Regions from separate parts of the Homo sapiens genome. Here region 1 is linked to region 2. Evidence: chromatin loops called from intact Hi-C (ENCODE). Cell type or tissue: psoas muscle. All regions are shown on one strand. Each heading gives the region's core, and the rest is flanking DNA. Links, peaks and the distances in the headings are about the cores only.

Region 1 (12,522 bases), core at 2,698-10,697, 74 kb after region 2:
ATTTCCCCTTTACAAAAATTTCTGTTTACTAGCCCACTGATCACACCAGAACCCTTTGTTCAAGATCTCTCTTTCCATGACTAGATACAACCCCACAAATTTATCATCATCTTTATATTTAATTAAATTGTTGTCTCCTATTTAATATTTTCAATTAAGCTCCTAAAACCAGATCTTACTTATAGATCTAAGTTTTCCCTTGTAGGTTCTTTCAAAGACTTTTTTTTTTATCACTATTAATCCCCTATAATAAATAACATCAACTCCAATAATGCTACACCAGATACTTTCCCCGACTCCTGTCTCCCTGCACATTTATTATTGACTCAATTTATGTTCCTTTAAATCAGTTTCAGTCTGGGTGGCAATACTCTCATTTACTGACTGATCAATTTGAATTTGTTTTATAAGATTCCATTAATTACTCTGTCCGATTCTCTTGCAGTGCCTGGAAACAGTGCATCTCTTAGAATTCCCTGTAGGCCCTGTGGCTGTATATTTTCATGGAAATGGTCTTTAGGTTAGGGCTAGTGAGTCCTCAGATGCTCATATTGTCAAGTGTTTTCAGTCTTATTCTCAGCAAGGAACAGAGGGCTGAATTGCTCTGTGGTCTGGCTCTTTCTGACATCATAGTCCTGTAGGTATGACCCCTTCCCCAGTGAATCCCCTGGAAGTTTTGCAGGGAAGAGGAAGTAAAGTTTGAGAGGGGGTGGTCAATCTGTATATGGTGGATATTTGGCGGCTCATGTGCCCTTCCTGTCATGCATAGTTTGGGTTGTCTAGGGTCTGTCTAGTCTGCCATACATCCAAGCCCCTCCTTGGGTAGAGCATGAATATGTAGACCTGAACCTCCCCTTCTTATTAGCCAGAGGTACAGAGGACACCTGTGCTTTGATACAAAGCCACCAAATCCTTTTTCACAATCCAAACTCCTCTGTTGGTACTGTCTTCGGAGTCATGCACAACAGCCACCCCCCCAATCCAGCCTCCTCTGCTTCTGTCATTTGAAAAGACAATAATTTTGTTTTTCTCTGATGGTCAATTACTTTACACCCTTTCAGTTGGTTAGTTACTTACAGGGAGAATGCTAGGCAGGACGCTCAAATCTTCGCTGCAACACTCAAGTACAAAAGGACGGATGCACATGACAAACTCAGGCTGCTGGTTAGGTGAGCACCACCTTCCAAAGGTGCTGAGCATAAACTTACTGAAGGGCAACCTGGCTGCCAAATCTGTGCCAGGTGTCATGCCTCCCCTTTTGACCATGGATATTTGGAAAAAAGGCAGAGGCTTAGACTAGGTCTGGCCTATTGTCTGGAGCAACACAGGAGCTGGTCCAATGAGATGCTTCTTTCAGGACATGGGAATGGTACAGTGAAAGGCAGGTCAGTTGATACTGAGTGTGGAGATTCGAACACGTGAACAATGGCTGAGGCAGGTGAATAATGGCAGAGCACTGGATGAGGCTGTTTAAACTCCTATTGCTAAAGTTCCATGGCCATCCTGACTGTGGAAACTCAGTTAGTTTTCAGTTTCTTTGAGGTTGGCAGTGATTTCTGCATCAAACTCCTCAAACACTGCATAACTGGGTAGTGTTACCCTGCTCCACCCATCCACACGTGTGCATGTGTACACTCACACTCACACACACACACCACTTTCTTAAGTTAGCTTGGGTGATCTTATCTTTTTGCAAAACGAAACACCTTGTCTCAAATAAGTGGTAATTTACTAGAGTAGTGTAGAAGAGTTGATAATGCTGTGTTGGAGCCTCATTCTAATGTCTCCCAGGAGAGTGTGTCTTTAACGAGGGCAAAGACATAGAGGCCAGTAACATAGTGTGTGTACATTTAGGCCACAAGGCTGATTCAAGAGGGAAAAACAAAATAAAATATGTCTGTTTCCACTTAGGGCCTGAAAAATTCTATGCAATATGAATTAGGAGGTTTCTTTATGACAAAAGGCATTTTTGAGGCAGAAGAAATTGCCTGAGAGCAAGAATGAAGACCATAGAGACAATAGAGAATCACTGTCCTTAGAAGCAAGATGATCTAAGATTTGACTCTCTTTCACCGCACCTTGCTGGGCAGAACTGATGGTGGTCATTCAGCCTCTGCTTGGATGTCTTTGGTGATGGGAGCCCACTCTTCCTTCCCTCCTAAAGGAACCTCTTTAATTTACAGACTGTGTAAATCTGTTGGCTTTACTGACAAGTTTCTATTCTGGAATGAGCACCCAGGTTACTTTTTCTTTGGAGAATCACCCCTCCTCCAGTCTCAGTCTTTGTGGTTTGGGCAGGGCTGATCCCACCTCCCAGCCTTAGTGGAGGGTCTGTTAAATCCAAGTCTGGTAAATCATCATGTTTCACACCATGTTTGTATGATTGGTTCTAGAATGGGCATGTAACCCAAGCTGTCCAATGAAAATCAGTTTTGGGAGTTTTGATGGCACCCTTGGGAAGGAGACACATTCATTCTCCTGGTTATTAAAGTAGGTAGAATCTAAGCCTGGTGCTGCCAGTGGCCCTCTTGCCACCACTGAAGAAGAAAATGCCTAATAATGAAGCCAACATAGAGAAAAACAGTATAGAAAGATGAAGTGCTTAAAATCTTTCTCTGGACTTTCATGTTAAGTGAGCAAATAAACTTTCCATCTGGCTTAAATCTATTTGTGTTTGATTTCTGAGTCCTGAATTATCAGGAAGCTTTAAATTATTATAATTTTATTGCTTTTTTATTTATTGGAGTGACTTCTCTACAACCTAACCCGTTCAATTTTTGTTCTGCCCTGTGGGTTAGACAGAAAACATCCACATTCTCTTTTAAAGGAAGTCTTTGTTTAAAGACATTCTTGCTTGCCTGAATTTTCACTTCTTCATTTTAAACTCACCAATCATTAGATTTTGATCTATTTACCTTATGATAAGATTTCCAGTCTCCTCACCATGCAGGTTACCTTCTTCTAGACAAACCATGGCTTCTCCTTCCAATTCCCCTCTTAATTGTGGCTCCCACATCTGAGCCTTGGATTCCAAAGCGGATTTGATCAGACTGGAGTGCACAAGGCTACACTTTCCTCGCTGGGATGGACACTCTAGTAATTCAGTTTAAGATTCCAAGATTCCATTCATAGTTTCAGCGGCTGTGGTGAACTTTTGATATATTGAGGTTATGGTTATATAAAACCTCTGTTTTTCGTAACAGTTGTAGAGAAGCCAGGGCTACTCTGTCCTTCACTTAACCACTAGGTATGAATTCTGTGGCCACATGAATTTGAATCCAGGCTTTCTTCATTCACTAACTGTGCAACCCTGAGAAAGCTGCTAAACTACCATAGGGCCTTGCTCTTCAAGGTGTGGTACAAGGACTTGTTTTCATCAAGCAGCTTGTTAGAAATGCAGCATCTTTTTTTTTTTCTTTTTAAAATAGAGACAGGGTCTCTCTATGTTGCCCAGGCTGGTCTTGAACTCCTGGGCTCAAGGGATCCTTCTGCCTTGGCCTCCCAAAGTGCTAGGATTACAGGTGTGAGCCACCATACCCAGCCCAGAAATGCAGAATCTTAAGCTCCATCTTAAACCTATGAATTAGAATCTGCATTTTAACACAATCCCCAGGTGATCTGTGTGGACATTAAACTATAAGAAGCACTTTCCTAGGATATAGATTATTTTCTCACCCATGTAGAAAGTTTATTTTTTAAAGAGTTTTATTGAGGTATGTCTTGTGGCACATAATTCACCCATCTAAGTATACAACTTAATGTTTTTTAGTATGTGCACATGGTTGTGACATCATCACCACAATCTAATTTTAGGTATTTTTTCTCCTCCTTAATAAAAATTCTGTACCTAGTAGCAGTCAATTTGCATTTCTCTCCTAACCCTATCCCAGCCTTAAACAATCATTAATCTACCTTCTGTCTCTATGTATATATCTGTCTGGACATTTCATAGAAATGGAATCATAAGGTATGTGATCTTTTATGCCTGACTTATTTAGTATAATGCTTTCAAGATTCATCATGTTGTAGTATGTGTCAATACTTCATTTCCTTCTTACTGGCAAATAATATTTCATTGCATAGATGTATCACATTTTGTCTATCAACTCATCAACGAATGAACATTTGGGTTGTTCCTACTTTTCACTTATTATAAATAATGCTCTATGAACATGTATGCATAAGAGTTTTTAAGGATATATGTTTTCATTTGTCTTGGGTATATACCTAGGAGTAGAATAGATGGGTTGTATGGTAACCCTACATTTATCGTTTTGAGGAACAAACAGTTTTCCAAAGTGGCTGCACCATTTTACATTCCAACCAGCAATGTATGAGGGTTCCAATTTCTTCAATTCTTTACAAACACAATTGTCTGTCTTTTAATTATATCTTCTTAGTGGGCATAAAGTGGTATCTCATTGTGGTTTTGATTTGCATTTCTCTAATAACCAATGATGTTGAGCATCTTTTCACATTCCTGTTGGTCATTATACATACTATTTGGAGAAATGTCTATTCGAACTTTTTTCCCATTAAAAAATAGGTTACTTTTCTTTTTAATATTGAGTTATAAGAATGTATTATTTATTGTAGATACAAGTTCTATTTAAAATATCTGATTTGCAAATATTTTCTCCTATTATTTGGTTTGTCTTTTCACTTTCTTAATGATGTCCTTTGAAGCACAAAAGGTTTTAATTTTGACAAAGTCTAATTTATCTGTTTTTTCCTTTGCTGCTTGTGCTTTTGGTGTCATACATAAACAATTCAGGGCAAGCCTTAGATAATAAAGATTCACCACTGTGTTTTCCTCTGAGAGTTTTATGGTTTAAGTGCTTTTATGATTTAAGTGATCCATTTGATCCATTGATCCATTTTGAGTTAATTTTTGTATGTGGTGTGAGGTAGGGTCCAACTTCACTCTTTTGCATATGGAAATCCAGTTTTCCCAGCACCATTTGTAAAAGAGGTTATTCTTTCCCCATTGATGGTCTTGGCACTCTTGTCAAAAATTGATTGACCATAAATATAAGAGTTTATTTCTGGACTCTCAATTTTATTTCATTGATCAATCTGTTTGTCCTTATGCCAGTACCACACAGTATCGATTACTGTACATCGTAGTAACTACTGAAATCAGGAAGTGTGAGTCTTCCAACTTTGTTTTCCTTTTTCAAGATTGTTTTGGCTATTTTGCGTCTCTAAAATTTCCACATGAATTTAGCTCTCATTTATGCAAAAAAGGGAAGTTGGGATTTTGATAGGTATTGCATTGAATCTGTAGGTTAATTTGGGGAGTATTGCCATCTGAATAATATTAAGTCTTCCAAACTATTAGCATGGTATGTCTTTCCACTTATTTAGCTCTTCCTTAATTTTTTCACCAATACTTTGTAGTTGTCAGCATACAAATCATAAAAGTCTTGCATTTCTTTTGTTAAATGTATACCTAAGTATTTATTCTTTTTGGTGCTATTGTAAACAGCTTTTTTAAAAAAAATTCTGATTTTGGAGTGTTTATTACTGGTATAAAATACAGTTGATTGTAATATATTGACCTTGTATTCTGCCACATTGCTGAACTCGTTTATTAGTTCCAGTTGTGTTTTAGTAGATTTCTTAGGATTCCTGTGTACAGGATGATGTAATCTACCAGCAGATTTTACTTCCTCCTTTCTAATCTTGATGCCTTTTTTTCTTTCTCTTACCTAGTGGCCCTTACTGGAGCCTCCAGTACATGTTAAATAGAAGTGATGAGAACAGACATCCTTAACTTGTTCCTGATCTTTGAGGGAATGTTTTCAGGCTTTCACCATGTGGTATGATGCTAGCTGTGGATTTAAAAAGAAATAAATTTCCTTAATCGGATTGAGGAAATTCCCTTATGTTTCTAGTTTGTTGAGTGCTTTCATTATGAAATAATATTGATTTTTGTCAAATGCCTTTTATGCATTTATTGAAATAATCTGATGCTTTCTGTCCTTTATTTTATTAATGTGATGTCATATATTAGTTGATTTTTGTATGTTAAACTAATCTCCATTTGCAGGACAAATCCCACTTGTGCATAGTATATCATTCTTTTAAAATATTGCTGGATTTAGTTTGTTAGTATTTTGTTGAGGGTTTTGCATCTATATTTATAAGAGATCTTGTTCTACAAGTTTCTCTTTTCCTTGTGATATCTTTGTCTGGTTTTGGCATTAAGGTAACATTGGCTTCATAGAATGAGTTGGAAAGTGTTTCCGTCTCTTCTAAGTTTTAAGAGTTTGTAAAGAATTTTGTATTAATTCCTTTTGGAATATTTAATAGAATTCACCAGTGAATCCCTCTGGGCTTGGGCTGTTCTTTTTGGGAAGTGTTAATATTACATATTTGATGTCTTTACTTGTTATAGGTCTATTCAGATTTTCTATATCTTCCCAAGTCAGTCTTGGAGATGTGCATCTTTCTAGAAATTTGTTCATTTCATCCAAGTTATCTAATTTGTTGGCATACAGTATTCTCCTATACTGTATATATACAGTACAGTATTCTCCTATACTGTATATATACAGTACAGTATTCTCCTATACTGTATATATACAGTATAGTATTCTCCTATAATCCCTTTTACTTCTGTAAGTTGGTAGTGATGTCTTCTCTTTCATTCCCGATTTAATAACTTGAATCTTCTCCCTTTTTTTCTTGATCAGTCTTACTAAAGGTTTGTCAATTTGGTTGATCTTATTAAAGAGCCAGCTTTGGTTTTGTTGATTTTCATATTGTTTTTCTATCCTTTCTTTCATTCATTTCCATTCTAATTTTTATTTGCTTTATTCTGCTTGATTAGGATGTAGTTTGTTATTCTTTTTCTAGGATGTCATTTTTATGTAATCTGAGAAAAGAGAACAATAACATCTGCTTCAAAGTGTTCTAGTGATTTAAAAAAATGTGTGCCTGGTAGGTAGCAGGTATTCAATAAATGTTAGCTCCTTTCTTTATTTATTCACTCTGGTGGTTTTAGGCCCATATATTCAGCCTGTTGATACCAATTTGAATTTTGATATTGTTATCAGGGCACTAGTCATGCTGCTCAGCTGTGTATCTCTGCAAATTCAATAAAAGATGATTCCAATGCCTACATCCAAGATGTGGATAAAAACAGTGGAGCAGAGCAAAAGCTGATAGCATGCCACTGCAAGCCTTTTCCAGATGGACAACTATCTATTAGTCAATGTTCTTTGGGCACAGCAGTTTAGCAATAAGTCCACTCGGCTGTCCACATTTGCCCTTGCCAAATGCCCTGCTAAAGCTGTGTTGTCTGTGGCACTTCCAGTTACCTCATCCTTATGGCTGCTGGCTTCACTCATCTGTCATCTGTTCTTCTTCAGAGGTATGGTAGAATGAATTATTGGCCCTAATTTTTCACCCCTCCCTGTGTCCACACCCTTGGCATAGTCTCCTTATGAGTGGAGTGTATGTTTCACCCTTGACTTTGAAATTGGCCATATGATTTGCTTTGACTAGTGGCATGTGGATGACAGCCATAGCGTGCTAGTTCCAAGCCCTAAGCCTTAAGAGATTTCACCTGTTTCTGTTTACTGTCTTGTACCCCTGCCATCACCCTGAGAAGAACATACTTCTAGTCCTCTGGTACAAAGAAGGATAAGAAATACGTGTAACCAAACTAGGTCCACGATTCTGCAGCACAATACTAGCCTATGTAGTTCACCCATGGATCCCTGAAAGTAAATTGTAATTGTTTCAAGCCAAAGAGCTTTGGACTAATGGGTTACACAACTTTATTAGAGCAATAGCTGACCAATATACTAGGAAAGACCCATTTGAAAGCTGTGCATGTGGGATTTCAGTGGGTATGAGAAGGAGCGATGGAACCACCTTAAAGGTGAGACTCTGCTCTGAACTAGTGGGAAGAGCTTTGGGGTAAGGATGGCTTAGGAGGTGTCTAATCCTGGCCCAGCAATCTTGGAGCAGCTCTCACCTCTCTCTATCTGTAATATAAAGGCCTCCCACCAGCACAGTGGTCCTCTGCCATTTTTCTGGGTGTGGGGCATATCTGGTGGACAATGACAGTATATAAGATGCATTTCCTCCACAAGACGCAGATTTTAACAAAACTCTAGAAGAGTATTTTGGAGAATGAAGTCACTACAATAATTGACAACCACCACCACAACTGCAGCAGAGTGCTCACACAGGGCTACGGCTTAGATCCTAAGTGCTGTGGGTGACATGAAAATCCAGTATCTCTACAGGTTTTTCCAACTCTTTATTTTCCATTCAAGAAGGGAGTGGGGTGAGATTGCTATTATCCACCAGCAGAGGCTGATTCCCTGGGATGCGAGTGAAACTTCAAATTCACGCCCCTCACTCACAGGCCACTGTCAAGACCATGGGAGGGACCTTAGATGTGCCTATGTGATTCTACATTTCTTACTGAATTTGTAAAGGTAAGAAGTTTTAAATACAACTGGAAGACCCCAGTGTCACTGTCCGTTCTCTCTTCTGCTCTGTCAAACTTCTCTTTCTGTCAGGTGGCATTAGAATGGCCAAAGGCTTTTCTGGTATCTGCTAAGGGGGTTTGAGTTGGGATGTATTTAGTTTAGGTTTAGTGGGATATATTTCTGTGGTTTGCATCACTCTCAAGGATAAGTCATTGCTGGCCATGTTGGTATAGAAATGGCTTCCAAAAATATTCTCACTGCCCACTCTGCAAACTCTCTCAGCATCGTGACATGAATGTGCCCATTGGCACCCAGCTCCAGAAGTAGGTGGGTAATGCAGTAAAAACAAGCCTTGAAATGTACAGAACCTGCAGCGTTCTGTGGGATTATCTTCTGGCTATTAGGCATATAAAATCGTAAGTGATAGCTTCAGCTCCCATGAATGCCTAGTCAAAACAGAAGTTCATTTATAGAGGAACATATTAAATAAGGCAGAACATAAAATCATATTTGTACTATAAGTCCTTTTTTCATTTTTGAAGGGAATAATGTAAAATAGAATTGAGTAGGATGCTATGCAGTTTCCAAAGGCCTATTGCAGTTTCCAAAGCACAAATACAACTGCAATAGCTCATATATGAAAAAACTTGATAAAAGTTCTCCTAAATTTGACAACAATCCCTAAATGCACATGATGTTACCAATAATGAGAGGCAAGGTTTTAAAAAAAGCTTTTCTAAACTCTCAATAATTGAAAATAAGGCAACCAGCTGACCTGGAGGAAATAATTAATTTCTATCTACTCTCTAAATAATATCTAAAATACTACCAAATCATTTTCATATGGAAACATTAATCAAAGAGTATGCAACCAAAACCTGTAAGAAAAAAAGCATTATAGAGGCATGTCAGGCAATGAAATTTTTTTAAAATATATAATTTTTCTGAATTTTGCAACCTATACGAATTTGTCATCATTCTGTGATTTATAATTGTCATTGATATTTGTCATCAAATTTGTAATCGTCTATAATTTCTTTTGTCATTCTAAATAAATATTCATTTTGCACCTAATTTGGGATACAATTTTGTATTTTTTTTTAAATGTGCTCCCCAAATTGTATAGGTTTCAGAGCCCAGGAAATTTTCTTCTGCCCCTGCCTGACAGAAGTTACACCCCAAATACATATGAGTGCTGTGGCCACTCAGGAACTCACGTGTCTCTTGAAAAGCCCTGCTCCCCACCGAAGGGGCAGGGCCACCCAACCCCCAACAAGAGCTGATATGTGGGAGCACCAGTCCTAAGTTGCCAGGTTTTTACTTTTCCAAAACAAGCTAACAATATGGATTTTTATGTGCATTCTCCTGAGTTTGAAAAGTTATTACATACATATTGTGTGGGCTGCCATTGTGCACCCTCTCTTCAGATTACTCTGCTCTAAGTTACTTGGTGAAAATTAACTGACTTGTAAGCACCAGAACTTTATTGCTTACAGTAAGAAAGTTCTGCAGCAGAGACAGGCCTCAGAGTTGTTAGGGTCTTGTTGGTTTGGTGCTCCAGTGTCTCCTTCCAGCAGGCTTTCTGCTACCTGGCGTTAGTGCAGACAAGGAAAGACCCTGAACAGTGGTGGCCAAGATGTGCTCACAGGCCCTGGCAGGTCAGGGGGCTCAGAGGAGCGAGGGCAGCAGAGGCCACAGCCACTAGAGCCAGGATGGTGTCCTCTGTGGCCCTGAAGGACGGGAGTCTGTGGAAGGACATGGGGGTTGCAAGAGTTAATGTGATAATGTTTGTTGATTATTTTAAGCTACATGGAGGAAAAATATATTATAAATAGCAAGGGCCATAACAGATTCAAAGGGTAAGTGTATTGATAGCCTTTTTCCTCTTCCTAAGATTTCTGATGTTTCAAAACAAGATTATTTCGGGAGTGCATCTATTTTAATTCAAAAGATTCTTCTTTAAACACGTTCCATGGCGAGAGAATCTGTCTCCTTCTTGTTCTCCCCTGGCTTTTTCCACGGAAAGGCAGAGCTCTGGTTTCACACACCTCGTGCCGGCCTCAGGCCTTTCAAAACCTTTCTGGGCGCCACCAGGCCACTGTGCACATTAGTAAAGGCCCGGCTTTGGGTCGGGCTTGACATTTTAATCCCCCAGAATCCTCCTTGTTTACCACTTGACAGTAGGCTTTACTTTGAATGAGGTGCTCTGTAACTTCCAGCTCCTGAAGCTGGACACAGGCACACAGACAGACACACACACACACACACACACACACACACACACACACACACACACAGAGCAAGAATGTACCCAGATATAGGAAGGCTGGGCTACCTTCCTCCTTCTCTCTCTCCCTCCTTGCAGCATAACACATCAGCCCAGGAGATGCTAGGGGCTAGTGCAGAGCAGAAGCTTGATCTGAATGCAAGTACTGGTCAATAAAGGGCATTTAGGCTTTTCTGAAGAAGTCTTGGGATCCCGGCCATGGCTGGTCCTGGGCTTTGACAAGCAGGTATTTCTTCACCCACACGACATAATTTCCCCTGATCCACAGCCCCAGCCTTCAGAGCCAGATGCTGAAGTCAGGCAGGCAGCTCAGATTCCTGCGGCTCCTGTTGCTCTCACTGGGATTAGCACAGGGAACTGCCGGCCGGAGCACGGGGCTAGCATGGCCTTCTCCTGTTCCAGCCTGGCTGCAGTTATGTCTTTGCAAGCACTTATTTTTTAAAAGCTACTTTTAAAAAATATCTTGCAGACATGTCTTCCTCATGATCTCTCTCTCCCTCCCTGTCCCCTGTCCCATTTCTCCTCTTTCTTCATGCTGCCCTCCCATAGTCTTCACATTTGAGGCAGCCTGCTTAGATTCTGATTGCCACTGAGATTTGAAATTGTGTAAATGGTTCCAATAGAGGAAATAAAAATATTGCCACCATCTTGGAGTTCTGCTTAGAACACCAAGCCCAGTCTGCAAAGGGGAGGGCAACAAGTTTCACTGCTCCCAGGATGGCAAAGAAGTCCCCATTTAATAGGGAGAGGAGGAGAATTTTTCTCTCTCAATGTGAACTGTTATTTAATGAAGATGAATTAAGATTTAATAGTGTTAGTGCAATTGAATTATAAGTTTGATTAAAGTGGGTGATCAGTTAGCAAAAACACCAGCCTGGGAGACTAGTTGTTTATGTGCTTGGCAAACACAGATTGATGATTCCCTTTTCATCCAGATCTGGGTGACTTTGACAAGGCCTTGGTTATTCATTTGTCCTGACAGCATGGCTGTGAAATTTTACCAATAACCACGGAGTACGTGCAAGTGGGCTGAAGAAGGATAAAGGCCACATTTTGTATGAAAAAAGAATCAATTAAATGTGGAGGCATGACAGAGGGCAGGATTCTCAAATGTTATAAATAAACTCCTTGTTGTGAAGTCAATCTATAGACTTCTTAAATAGAAATATTCATACGGTAGCTTAAAAATTCCTTGGATATTTATGGGTAAAATGCTATGATGTCTAGGATTTGCCTAAAATACTCTGGGTGAAACAGAAAATGTCTATATGCATGTGTTAGGGAAGAAACAGATAAACAGATTAAACAAGATTGCCAAAGTGTTTAGAATTATTGAAGTTGGGTGATGGGAATATGGGGGTTTGTTGTACTATTTTTTCTACTTTGGGGTCTGTTGGAAATTTTCTATGCTGTAAATCTTCCCTACAGATCTAAAAAATCCCCTGGAGACAATTAGGTAACTTATATAAAGTGAAAGAAAAACAGAGAGATTCAAAATTTAAAACTATAAGGTATAGAAGAAAACATGAAGGCCCTAGTAGATAGATGGACAAAGTATAGGAGCAAACAACTAGCAAAAAAGAAAAAAACTGTGTCTAATAAAATTTGAAAACATGTTTAACCTCACTAAAAAATTAAATTTAAATGATGGCAGTTGGATGCACTTTCCTTTCCCATGTGATGAGCAAAAGTTAAAGTAGTAAGAGTTCTTAATTTCAGTGAGCGTCAGTGCCCAGCCTGCCCTAATCAGCTGCTGAGAGTGCATACTGGGACAACTTTTTGGAA
Region 2 (12,522 bases), core at 1,891-9,890:
GTCCACCTGTATTTCAGAGAGCAATTCCCTGAGAGGCTCCAATCCTCCGGGGCCTCCAGAGTCCTCCTGTTTCATATGGGGCATGGGGGAAATCACTGCCTCTGAATTTGATCAGATAATTTCCTTATAGGTTAGGACATCAACTCTCAGAGCAAGCGTGATGAACTCTTATGGCTGAGCCTGTGAGAATACTCAGACACCAGGGCCCAGTATTTAATGCACAGCAGTTAACCAAGGTGGGCGTGAGAGTCTCTAACCTGGCCTCCTGTCACCATTGCTGTGGGGCCCTCCTGTCTCTATCTTGTCGTGTGCTCAGATCCAGTCAACTGTAGTCAGTGATGCCCTTGCCTGCCTTCCCCGAGTCCCCAGAGCCTGTCCCCAAAAAGTGAGGACTCCCAATGAAGGTGCCTCTCACTCTGCCTTGCTGTGGCAAACTCACTGGGTGGGATGCCCTGGGAAGGCTCAGTCTCAGCAGGAGAGGCCGAAGAACTGCTATTGGTCAGGACAAGGGAGGGCTTGGATGCCATGAGCCAGAGGGAGGGAGGCTGGTTTCCAGGGGAGATGAGGAAGCAGAGATGTGTGAAGGTTAACAGCTGAGGCCTTGCTGGGGCTCAGACTGCCCAGCTCTGACTCTTGCTGGCCATGTGATCTTGAACACATGACAGCCTTTCCAAGCCTCAGTTTACTCATCTGTAATTTGAGGATGGTAAAGAGGAGTACCTGTCAAACAGGGTTGCTGTGAAGCTTAATTTACATGAGAATAAGTGCATAAGTGGCTTGGCAGGGTGTCTGGCACATAGTTAGCATTCAACAAATGTTGAATGTTGAATAGTGATGACAGTAATAGTGATGATGATGACAGCAGCGTGCTCTGAGGCCCATGGGCTTTATTTCTTGATCTCATGGTGAGGGGAAGACTGAGACTGTGCAGCCTCTTGCTGCTTCCCATGAGACGCAGGGAGAGGAAAAGGGTTTTCCAACACCCATGGGAGCAGAGAGGACCCTGCTCCCCATAGTCTGAGCTCCACATCCTGGGCTGTCGCTGGCCAGAGCATCAGGTCTGGGCACACCTCTGCAGGGGAGGTCACGGCTAGCGGCGAATCACTTACCTTGGCTGTTGTAGGAAGTGATGACCTGGGGCTGCTGAGGGTGCTGCTTCTCCACCAAGTTTTCTATTTAAGGAAGACAGAGAGGCCTGCAGTGACCACTGGGGAATTTTCCCCAGGCAGAGCAAAGAGCTGTATGTGTTTGCGGGAAAGGTGGGCTGGCGGGGGCCAAGCACATCCCCAGGCCTAAATGTGTGCACACCCTCACAGTGTGCACATGTGCAAACCAGCACGACACTGTGCATGGAGACAAATGCCTGGAAGCCCCTGTGCACACACCCCTTGTGCCTCTTAGCAGGTGCCAGCACAGGCTGGGTTTCTTCTGGAACAGGCTACCAGTCTTCCATGGTCTTTGTAGCCATAACTCCCAACTTTGGTGTCACCAGGCACAGTTTCAAAAGCACTGCATACACAGATGCCTCATTGATCTTCACACATTTCTGTGGAGCAGGCTGGGAGGTTCTGACCTGGGACTTGAACCTCAGGTCTTCTGACTCCCAGTTGAGTCTCCTGCTTCTTTTTTTTTTTTTTTGAGACGGAGTCTCGCTCTGTCACCCAGGGTGAAGTGCAGTGGCGCGATCTCTGCTCACTGCAAGCTCCGCCTCCTGGGTTCGTGCCATTCTCCTGCCTCCACCTCCGGAGCAGCTGGGACTACAGGTGCCCGCCACCACACTGGCTAATTTTTTGTATTTTTAGTAGAGACGGGGTTTCACCATGTTAGCCAGGATGGTCTCGATCTCCTGACCTTGTGATTCACCCGCCTCAGCCTCCCAAAGTGCTGGGATTATAGGCGTGAGCCACCGCGCCCGGCCGAGCCTCCTGCTTCTTAATGAGAAGAACAGGGGGCCAGCCTGCCTCCTACCCCAGCCTAGGAGACGGGATGATGTGTAGTTTGGTTCTGTTTCACAAACATTTGCAGGGCATGCACGCTACACACGTTCTCTCCACATGCAGGGATATTTCTGTCCCTGGGACACAGAGTTGTCCTCAGAGCCTAGTGGGGTCAGGCTGCCATGGAGTGATGCCTAGTTCCTGCCATAGGCCAAGAAGCGGGAGCTCACAGGCTTACTTGCCCTCCCAGGGGAAGCATGACCTTTCCTCCCTTCTTTACAGCTGCTGCTGTGGCCTGCTGTTACTGAAGCTGCCCTTGAACCTCTGCTTCAGAGGGGTGGGGGGAAGGCTGGGCAAGGGGAGGATGGTGGCAGCTGGAGGTTCCCCCACCACTACCACTCTGGCCTGCCATCTTCTCTCTATAGCTTCCTGCTGGCTTGCAGTGGGCTTGTCACTGGAAGTGACCAATGGGACCAGTGCCTTAGTCTGGAAACAAGTATGCCTCTGGGGCATTGGCCTGAACAGGTGCATTTAGATGATTCTTCTTGTGCAGATCAGCCGCTCAGTGGTTCCCGTGCCTGGGCCCATGCAGAAGCCAATCAAGGTGGGGGGTGAGGTACTGAGCCAGGCTGGATTTGTGATCCACCTGACAGAGTCCTGCCCTGGAAAGCCTGCCTCCTCCAGCCTTCTCCTATGAACAGGCCCAGCTAGGTCCCTGAGCCCCACACTAGTCAGCCAAGGGCTAGGTCCACTGTGTATTCCAATACAGGGTGATGTGGCATGCGGGGCTGGAGCCCCAGATCAGGCGAGGAAAGGGAGGCCAGGACCGCCTTCTGCAGGCACAGCTGGCAGTGCCTCGGCTGGCTGAGGGAGGAAACAAGATCCGGGAAGGGAATCCTCAAGGAGGGTGATTGGCTGGCATAGCTGCTGTGGGGTATTTATAGTCAAGGCTGCACAATTGGTTTCCCTTTAGCTGTGGGGCGTCTGTCCCTGTGCTACTAGGCAGACTTTGTCCAGGACCAAGGAAAGTAGCCAATCACAGCAGGGGAAGCCCGTTGCTGGGCAAGCTATTGGGGTGGGGTAGGAGGGTGAGGAGGCGGCTGGGCCCAAACACCTGCTGCTTCGAAAAGTTTGGAGCTCTCTAGTCTCAACACCCTGCCAGTGTTCCAGCCCAAGCAGTGCACGGGGTAGCAAGAGGGGGAAAATGTGCCCTTCTGGATCCACCCCATGCTCAGCAGCATCTGTGTGCACTCCACCAGCACATGCCATCAGCCACTTCCTTCTAAGATGGAAGCCATCCAGTTACCAGGGCTGGGCGGCCTGCTGGTTACCAGGGCTGGGTGCCTTGGGCACCAGTAAGGCAGGTATGAGAAAAGGTCAGCTTCAATACCTGCACTCAGAATCTCGACATCAGAAAACACAGAAAGAAACTAATTTTAATTTCTGCATGCATGCAAACGTACCATTTGAAAAATAAATGAAATTTCGCTTTACACATGTTGATGGAGTGGTAGAAGCGTCATTTTTTCTGGGCTCAGGGCCTCTGTGGAGCCTCTGTCCAGCCCTGCATTTACCTGAAACTTCCAGTTCTCATGGTGGTTTTGCAAGAACTATTTTAGTCATCTTCTATCAGCTGACACATAGTGCTAAGACCCACTTCATGTCTTTTACAAGAGTCTTATAATGGTCTTGTAATAGTCAATGTGTCACTTTGTGTTTTGTGATATTTTTCCACTAAACTTCTCCCAAATCAGAAACCCGGAAGATGGTAAAAATAGAATGAATTCAGTGTATTTCAATCCTCTCCTGATGTAATAACATGCCTGAGAAGCCCTAAGATGAGTGTCAGACAACTCAGGCAAGGTATGAGACAGCTGCAACCAACAAGGATGCTGTGCTTCTTTGTTTCCACCTGTGGCTTGCTTGCCCACTCACCAGCTCACACATGGGCTTAGCATGCATACCTTCCATGCCCTGCATGGCCATTTCTGTGGCTAACAGGTCTCTGGGGGTCTGATTCTTATTAAAATTCTCAATAACCCATAGCAGAGTTTTGTTAGCTTTGGCGTCTACTTCAGTAGAGCTAAAGCTGGCATGTCTACCAGCTGATGGCCCCTGTAGCAAGATTACAGGGAAGCCATTGCACCCATGCATGCCTGTCAGGGTGGCTCCCTGGCAGTGGTGGGGTGGGGATGGGGAGTGTGTCTTGAGGACTCTTACCAAAGGCAGGGGACACAGGAAGACTCTTCAACTCCAGGGTGTTGAGACTCCCCTGCAGTGCATTATAATTCCAATCATTTTAATGTAGCTCCCCTGAGGGCAGTGTTCTTGGCTGTCTTTTTCCCTGTTTCATTTCCAATATTTAGAATCATGCCTGGCACAAAGTAAGCACTATAGGCATTTGTGAACAGAATGAGTGAATGAATTCACTTTTAGAACTTCATCTTTCCCTTTCATTATTGTCAGAAGGATGGTAGAACATAGCAGTTTAGTCCTATTCATCTGCAATCCTATTTCCCCATTTGTGTCATGGAGGGTGGTTCCTTTACACTGGCATTTGATAAGCCAGTCATCTGATCCTAGGGCTCACATAGCTGCGGGCTGATGGAGTTCTCTACTGGGGCTCTGGGAGTAGAGGTTTGGTCTCTATTAGAACCTTCACGTGCCCACTGTGCAGTGTCCCTGATGTTTGTCCCTGGAGGCTGGGCTAATGAACCCTAAAGGGAATAGAATAAAGCCCATTATACTTGGCCCCTTAGTGTTACCACAGAGATCCTGGGCCTGGGGTGGCAGATGCCTGGCACTGGAAAAAAGAGGCTTTGGAAGCTGACTTCTTATTGTATTTTGGGTCCCAGGCCAGCAGGGAGCTATAGAACCCTTGAGTGGCATCTTCTCAGGCTTCAAGTCATACTGTCCCAAGGCAGACGACTATCCTCTCTGTTGGGAAACATTTTCAAAAGATAGATGGCTGCCTCTCATAGGAGCACACTCAAACCTCACCATCCCAAGGGATGTTAAGTCCTCCCCTACGGCTCAGCCAGCAAACAAATGGGTGCTCAAGTTCCTGGCACTGCTCTTCAGCCACAGCCTCCAGGAGAGCAGGGGACCTGACTCCAGGGAACACTTCCCACAGTCACAGTGGCCCTTAGAGGCCTGGCTGGGTCAGGAGCAGCCACTTTCCGTTCAGTGGTTAGATGTCTAGGGCTAGTCTTCAAATGAGTGAAACCCAATTCTTCCAGTTATTATTCAATGTATTAAATCCTATAGGTTGAAAGGAAAAAGAGAATTTACCGTGAAAGTCATTTCCTTCTAATTTCTGCCATCTTCGGACTCCATTTCCAACACCTTGGAATCCTGCAAAATAACAAGCTTCTCTGAGGTGGGAGACTCAGGGCAAAAGAGTGATGTACCAGTTGCAGACTTATCTAGGTTATGGTAGAGCAGGTGGATCTTGGCTCTCTTGGAATCTGAGAGAGGCTACCCATGAATAAGATGCCCTTGAGGGAATGAATGCAACTCTCAAAATTCAAAACATTTAAAAACTGTTAAAACAGTTTTCAAGGGCAGCAGGGTTGGTTATCAGGGTCATTTAGGGAGAATTTTTGTAGTACAGATGCCCATTTTCCACTTCCACCTCTCCACTGCATACATATGAAAGCATTATTTTAGAAGTCATTTGCTATCCACATTGCCTGCCTATTTCTGTATGTGGTGAATCACCCACTTTTAGAGTCTTGATATAGAGTGGGGGGAGTGGGCTAAGACCGTCAATCCCAATGGGAATGGAAAATGACAGTTGCCAGTTCTCTTGGCCTCCCTTGCAGCTAGAGGGTAAACACGTATGGCCTAGCCATGGCCAATCTGATGTACCTGTGTTTCACTCTGCCTTGGGACCTGGTGATGCAACAGGGAAGGGAAGGAAAGCTCTCGCTCTGGCTGCGGCTGCAAGTGGTAGCCGCAAGGTCGAGTTCCTGGCACAGCATGGGGATACGTTCTGGCAGCGGGAGCTGCTGCAATAAAATTGAGATCCTGGCGCGGAAGGAGTATTCAGTGCTCCTTGGTGGCCGAGGAGGTTTCCTCACTAGACCAGCTCGTTGGTGCTGCTTACGGTACTGTTCCTGGAAGCTCAGCCTTGAGTCTTATTCTCCAGCCCTCTCAACCACTCAGGGGCCGCCACTCTCTTCTTAACACCCTTCTTTTCTGCAGAGCCCCCCATAGCCAGTGCCAGTGACTTACCACTTGGAACCCTCATGACACACCTATGGAGTAGAATACACAAACCACATAGACTTTTGGGATAAGACCTAAGACTTCAAAGCTCATTGGGTCTTGCCCCAGGCAGCTATAGGCTATATCCTCTACTGCTGCAGGAGTATATGCACTCTACTTTCTGATAGGAGTTGAGGGCTTTCAGGCACGTTTTGGAGAAGCACTGTTCTAGGGAAATGACTGGGAGGCTGCTAGGGCCTTACAGAAATGGGAGAGAACATCTGCTGGCTCTGCAGCCCAAATTCCTAGTGACCTAGCCTGTCCACACTCTCCTTGCCTTCTTGTCCCCCTGACTCTTTTCTTCCAGCAGAAGGGCCACTTCCAGCAGAAGGCCCTTCCAGCAGAAGGGCCACTCGTTACGGATTACTCCATCCTCTGCATTGCAACAATAATTGAGCTTTGATCTTTTCTGACATGGAGCCTAGGCCCTCTTTTATATAACCAAGGAAGATCCACTCTCCAGTGGAGGATCTGGAGTGTGGAGGAGAAAGGAGGAGATACCTGGAAGTGAGCAAGAGTTTGTTTTATATCTTGCACCCATGGGAGGCTTTGGAACAAGCTGGTCTTATTGGGCATTTTCCTCCCTTAGGCTGTTTTTCGAGGAAAGGGTCTGCAGGCTGGCTTTGCCTGGGGTCTCCTGAATATCATCTCTGCCCACCAGGCATCAAAAGCCATGCACTTTTCCTCTTCTCTGCTCTGGTTGTGAATAAGTGACACAGATCTCTACACTGTCATTCATAGCATCGGTGAGAAACGGCCATCAGAAAAATATTTGGAGAAAAAGTTCAGCAGAAAGGGCCCAGCCATTAGGGGTCTTTTTTTCTCTGTCATAGTCACTAGTGTGCATACATGAGTCTGGAGCCATGGCGAGTTTGTGCTAGGTGTTGGGCACCTCTCAGGGCAGTCCTGATGCCTGGTGTTTCCTGGGCTTCTCTGCATTCTTTGCCCTTTCTAGTGTCAGAGCCTTTAGAAGTGATGTGATCAGAGAGGATTGGGAGTAGGGGACTCGTGGGCTGACCTGGAACTAGGCCTCGCCACACACTGGAGAAGGCATTCTGGACTGTGGTACATGTATTCAGAGCAGTCTCATTTCTATCAAGAAGTTGATGCCCTCTGTTGACTTTCTAACTACAAATACCCTGGGCAGGCCATTTCCCCTTCTCCCAAGAGTAGGTCTGATAACTAAAGAGCCAACGAATCCAAACAACTCCTGCTTCAGTCAGGAATCAGCCCTGAGACTAGAGCGCCTGTCAACATACTCAGCCCTCTAGATTCTGTTTCTTTCCCCTGCCTGCCTTCCCAAGAGGTTCCCAGGGCTCTGGAGGCAGCTCCAGCCTATGTGGCTGGTAGTGGCAAGGCCATCCACAGCAGCATTACTTAAGCAAGGCAGGTGGAAGGTGGATGTTCAATGAGCACAGAGGCTCTGGGGACAGAAGAACCAAGGGCAGAGCAGCAGCAGGAATTCCAAGGAGCTCCAGAGCTGGAGGGGAGGAGAGAGGCAGAAGTCATTCTCCTGCATGGGCTGTCAGGCCTAACTCCTAAAGAACTGGCCCGCAGTCCGCCTAGTGCATCCTCACACCAGCCTCGGAGACAGCTTGCCATCCAGGACCCTGAGGTTCTCTGGCTTTTCAGGGGCTTATTTAACCTCCATTATCATCCCTCTGTACTCCATTCACATTGTGTTCTGTCGTCTGGAGAACAGAGAGGCCCGGATCCTGCTTTCCACAATCACTCTATAAACAGTCACTTTATTTTACCAATCTACAACTTACAAATTTACCCAGAAAGTGTGTAGGACAAGTAAAATTGATGGATAAGTTCAAGTGGAGACAGCAGGTTTCAAATCTTACCCTATCCAAACCTGCGTTCCTTTTACGCCTTTCATGCCTTCCATCTATAGGAGGCTGGGAGAAAGTCTCAAGAAAGGAGAAACTGAGGCTGTAAATTGTGCAAGGCCACACAGGGAGCTCCCCATCTAAAAGTCTGACTCAGCCCAAAGGTTTCCCAGCGTCCCCTGTGCCCTGCAGTGTGCTGTGGGGGGGAGCAGGCCTCTGCTACCCATGAGTCAGCCCTGAGGCTCTGGCCGCCTTCCTCCAGGGTATCTTCCAATCTTGCTCTACACCCGTTAGGGAGTGGCTGGGAGGAAAAAGACTCCCAGGGGTGACGGAAGCACCCACAGGCCTGCACAGGGAGTGAAACTGGGGCAATCACGGGGCTGCGCGTTGCCACGGGACTGCGCGTTGCCACGGGACGCCGGTGCCACTGCGGGGAAGCGACGGCAGCCATGGGGGAGAGGGTCGGGTTCGCTGACCTCGTTCGGGGGAGCAATGGGCGCCCCCCGGCGGGCAGGCCCTTGTGGCAAGGAGGCCAAGGTGCCGGGGGACCCGGGGACCCGGGTCGGGCGCGCGTTACCTCCTCCGCGCTGCAGCAGCGAGCTCGGGTTCGCCTGCTGGTCTGAGAGCGTACCCTGTGCGGCGCGCCGCTTCTCCGAGTGCACGATCAGCAGCATGTCGATAGATACAGCGTTGATGTCCTTCTTCAGCTCCATGATGCCGCCTCCTTTCCGACCTGGGCGCCGCGGCCGCACGCTAGGCTGCTTGCGCTGCAAATGGCCCCGTGCGCGCAGCTGCCCCACACGGGAGAGGGCGAGGGCGCGGAAGAGGGCGCTCCCCCGCCGCTGGAGCCGCAGGGCGCTGCTTTTCGCTGACTCTGCCAAACACGCCATTAGGGCCCGCCTGGGAGGGCGCTACCCTAATGAAGCGGCTCTAAGTCACCTTTGAAAGGAAATCCCCGGGCCCAAGCCTTGACCTGCACCGGGGCCATAGTCAGCAGGGGCGGCCGGTCCAGAGCCTCCCTCCCTGCGCCCCTGCCTCCCGCCCGGTGCACTTGAAGCGCTGGTCCTGGGCTCCAGGGCTTCTCTGGCTGAGCGCTGCCTCATCCCCACGGTCTCCGGAGGGTTCTCGAGAGGGCTGGAGCCGACCTCCCACGAGAAGCCCCTGGCAAATACAGAAATCGCACAGTGCTGTCAACATTGAGAGTAGATTCAGGAAAAGGAAAGACAGCAAAGGGGCTCCAGATTGAATTGCAAGATGTGCAGAGATTGTCCAAGTTTTGGCCTCGACCTCACTCCTTCCCTGGGTTGGTTTTGGAGGTTGACAGCTCTCTCTCCCTAGGAGGGAGTTGGGTGGGGTGTTGGAGTCAGGAGCTCCCCCCAGTTACGGCCCCTGTAGAACTTGGAACATGCCCATTGAGTATCAAGCTAACGATCCTCTTTGATCTGAAACGAAAGTCTTAAAGTCTCGGTTCGTTCTAGAAGCCTGGCTCCTGCCCTGTGGGGAAGGAGGGAGGGGGAGAGGAGGAGGCTGGGGCACAGGGAGCTGGACCTGAGAAGCCTTCTATTTTTAGCCCGGCCTGGCCTGCCCAGCCAACAGCAGCAGGGGTTTGGCTGTAGGTCTCAGGAGTGTTTACATAGGCTTCTGCCTGGTACCCCTGGGCACTACGGGCCCACCCTGCTGGGGGCGTTCCCCTAATTCGAGTTTCTACTGTTAATAAATGCACCCCCACATGGAGGCCTTTGCTCTGGGAGCCCTCCCCGCATTGGAGTGTATGGACCCCACCTTGTAGCATGGTCCTGAGAGTTCCCAGATCCTCCTTGGAGCAGCCTGTGTCACACAGACTGCATTCCAGTACCAGCTCCATCACTTCCTGGCTGTGTGACCTTGGACCAGCCATTTTCCCTCCACCTTCTCACCCTTATCACTGGGTTGATAAAAATTTCTCACATGGCTGTTGTGAGAATGGCATGAATGTAAGGCGCCTGGTGTATAGAAAGTGGTCTTCATATGGTAGCTGTCATTCTTACTTCATTTTAAGGGTGAGGAAAGGGAAAGATGGAGTGACAAGTGACTGATGGAGCAGAGAAGCAGGAGAGATGTCACAGCCACACTCTGAGATTCTGAAGGTCTTCCTCCAATAACAGTGGCTCAGAGTTTGGTTCCGTGTAAAGGCTGTTGTCTTATTGCATTACCAGCGCCCCCCCCCACCACCCCACCCCCTGACTCACCCACTGGGCATCTGATGGAAGGAGAGGTTGTTGGCTTCCAGTAATGTTGAACTGGAGTCCCTAGAGAGCTGAGGCCATAGACAGGCAAGTGGAGATGGCTGACTTCCAAGGCAGGTTTCCTTCTGCTAAAGTGAGTCTTGTCCTGTCTGTATGTGTGCAGGTACACACACACACACACACACGCGCGCGCGCACACCTGGGAGGCTGGCTAACACTTACTCTCTATGTGGCTGGGGAAGTAAGAACTATGCATTATGCAAAGCTCTTGGGGTGTTGGAGATTGCTGAGGCAGATCTCAGGTCCCAGAGTCCCCCCAACTACCCTGGGCCAGTCAGTGTTGTCTAACTCCTTCAAGTGTCAGGTTGTCTGAAGTGCTGAAATCAACTAGAAGCCTGTGTACAGCACCCTTGGTTGCCGGATGGGTCTGAGTGTTGGTGATGGTGGGGGGAGCTGAAGTCCCCTTTCCTTACACTTGCATTCCCATCTCCCAACCCTTGCTCTCCTGCTGGAAAGTGTCATTGCTAGGAACTCGCAAACTCTGGTGCCCCCTCCCAGAACTGCCTCTGGAGAAGGATATTCTGACCTGGGAATGTGCTGCCAGGGGTCTGGGGAAATGGTGTGGAGGCCTCCTGTCTCTCTGCTATGTCTGAAGACAGCTTCGGAGCAGGGCCTCTCATCCTTGGCGCTATTGACATTTTGAGCCAGATAATTCTCTTTGGTGGGGCTTTCCTGTACACTGTGGGATGTCTAGCAGCATCCCTGGCCTCTACGCATTAGATGCCAATCACATTCACTTCCCTATTGTGAGAACTTAGAATGTCTCCAGACATTGACCAATGTTTCCTTTGGAAAGAATTGCAGTGTGAACACCGCTTTGGAGCAAACTCCTGAAATTGGAGTCACCTCGACTGCTCTGGGAGATGCTGCTGCCCCTGGATCCTGATGGTGCCTGACACCTAGACCCTCTTCTCAGAGGTTTACCCATGGCCATCAGTCCAACAGCCTAGCTTCTGGGGCCTGCCAGGAGCATAGATGAGATGCTCTTCTTAATGCCAACTCTATTCCCATCCTTGGCCTGGGTTGACTTAGCTGCTTCCCCTCTTCCCCACTATCCATTCTTGGGCTGAGAGGGAGACACCATGGGGAAGGTGATGTGGCTGAAGGCATTTGGATGTATCAGGAAAGGGGAAGGAGAGACAAGAGAACACTGAGGTGGCTGGGATATCATTCAAGTAGAGGCTGTATCCCTTCTGCTCAAATCCTCCCTCCAGCTGCTCACACAATCAACGGGACAAATAACAGAACGCTCAGCCTGCAAATCTCCAGACCCATCTCTTCCTTTTTCCCTACCAAACCCACACATGCTTCAACAGAAACCATGTCCTCTACACCCCAAACACACCATACTAGCCCCTCCATCCTGCTACCATCTTGAATAAAAAAGATGCAAGGCTCTCTGTATTCCGACCTAAATAATTAATCTGCATCCTTGTCTTAGTAGCTGACAAACCAGGGGCTTTCTCCATTCTTGAGCAAAACTTTATTTTAATCAAAATGAGTGGGAATTCCAGGATACAGAAAGACAAAGGACAGTCAAAATAGTTGTATTGTCACCTTTGTCAAATTCAACACTTAGACACATCCAGCTGTCAGCAGCCCTGCATCCGATACTCCTCTGCTAGAAGGTGAGATTTGTCAGTTGTCTGAATGGTTCTGGGCCCTGAGTTGGTTCTGCTGTCTTGGAGATAAGGAGGGTTCACCAGGGGCAGGGCTTGCTCCTGGCAGTTGAAGCTGTCACCAGAGAGGAGTGTGTTTTGACCCCCACTGTTTTCCCTCAGAAATGGTAGTTTTGCTGGGACCATCAGTCATAGCTGTTTTTACCACTCTTGGGATTCCAAGAGGCAAGTTTCTCTCTTCTCTATAGAGATAGAGTAAGTAAGCCAATGCAATAAAGGCTTTTGGCAGGGAATTTTCTCCATTGATGACGTGGGGAAGAGGCACACAGAGAGTTCTGTGAGTTGGTGAAGAGTAACAGACCAAGTTCCAGTCTCCTAACTCCCTCAGCCTACCCTGAGATGAGTGAATCCTTACATGGGATACTGGATACCTTTCCCAGAAACCTTTCCTCAGCCAGTGTAGGCTTCCCATGGCCTCTTGACTGGCCTGGCTTAGCTTGATTCTGCTTCTGAGCCTTTGCTATTGCTATGATTTCTGCCTGGAAAACCCCTTTGGACTTCCCTGGCAAGTACAGTT

Evidence for each region. Hi-C counts contacts between places; a loop is a spot of excess contacts. Peaks named below come from ENCODE experiments on the same cell type or tissue, not always from the same donor. Only the 100,000 strongest peaks of a DNase experiment are listed, where the experiment ranks them.
Region 1: a loop joins it to region 2, with 2.9 times the contacts of the local background. A loop is called at or near these places in 3 of 110 quality-filtered maps.

Annotation. Positions count from the first base shown.
Region 1 is chr3:134,715,760-134,728,281 of GRCh38, forward strand. It overlaps a transcript of CEP63 not described here. Among named protein-coding and RNA genes, the nearest start is that of KY, 71 kb to the left of the region's middle. In psoas muscle, for the core only: no CTCF peak of the experiment used is centred there; DNase peaks (open chromatin) are centred at 7,282 and 10,532; H3K27ac peaks cover 1,108 bases.
Region 2 is chr3:134,642,207-134,654,728 of GRCh38, forward strand. It overlaps KY (kyphoscoliosis peptidase), which reads right to left and starts at 8,816. Exons shown (of 11, transcript NM_178554.6): 1 at 8,619-8,816; 2 at 5,229-5,291; 3 at 1,110-1,172. The coding sequence starts at 8,754. It also overlaps a transcript of CEP63 not described here. RefSeq lists enhancers at 824-1,665, 1,923-2,587. In psoas muscle, for the core only: CTCF peaks have their summits at 8,850 and 9,049; DNase peaks (open chromatin) are centred at 2,885, 5,915, 8,935 and 9,595; H3K4me3 peaks cover 2,528 bases; H3K27ac peaks cover 5,034 bases.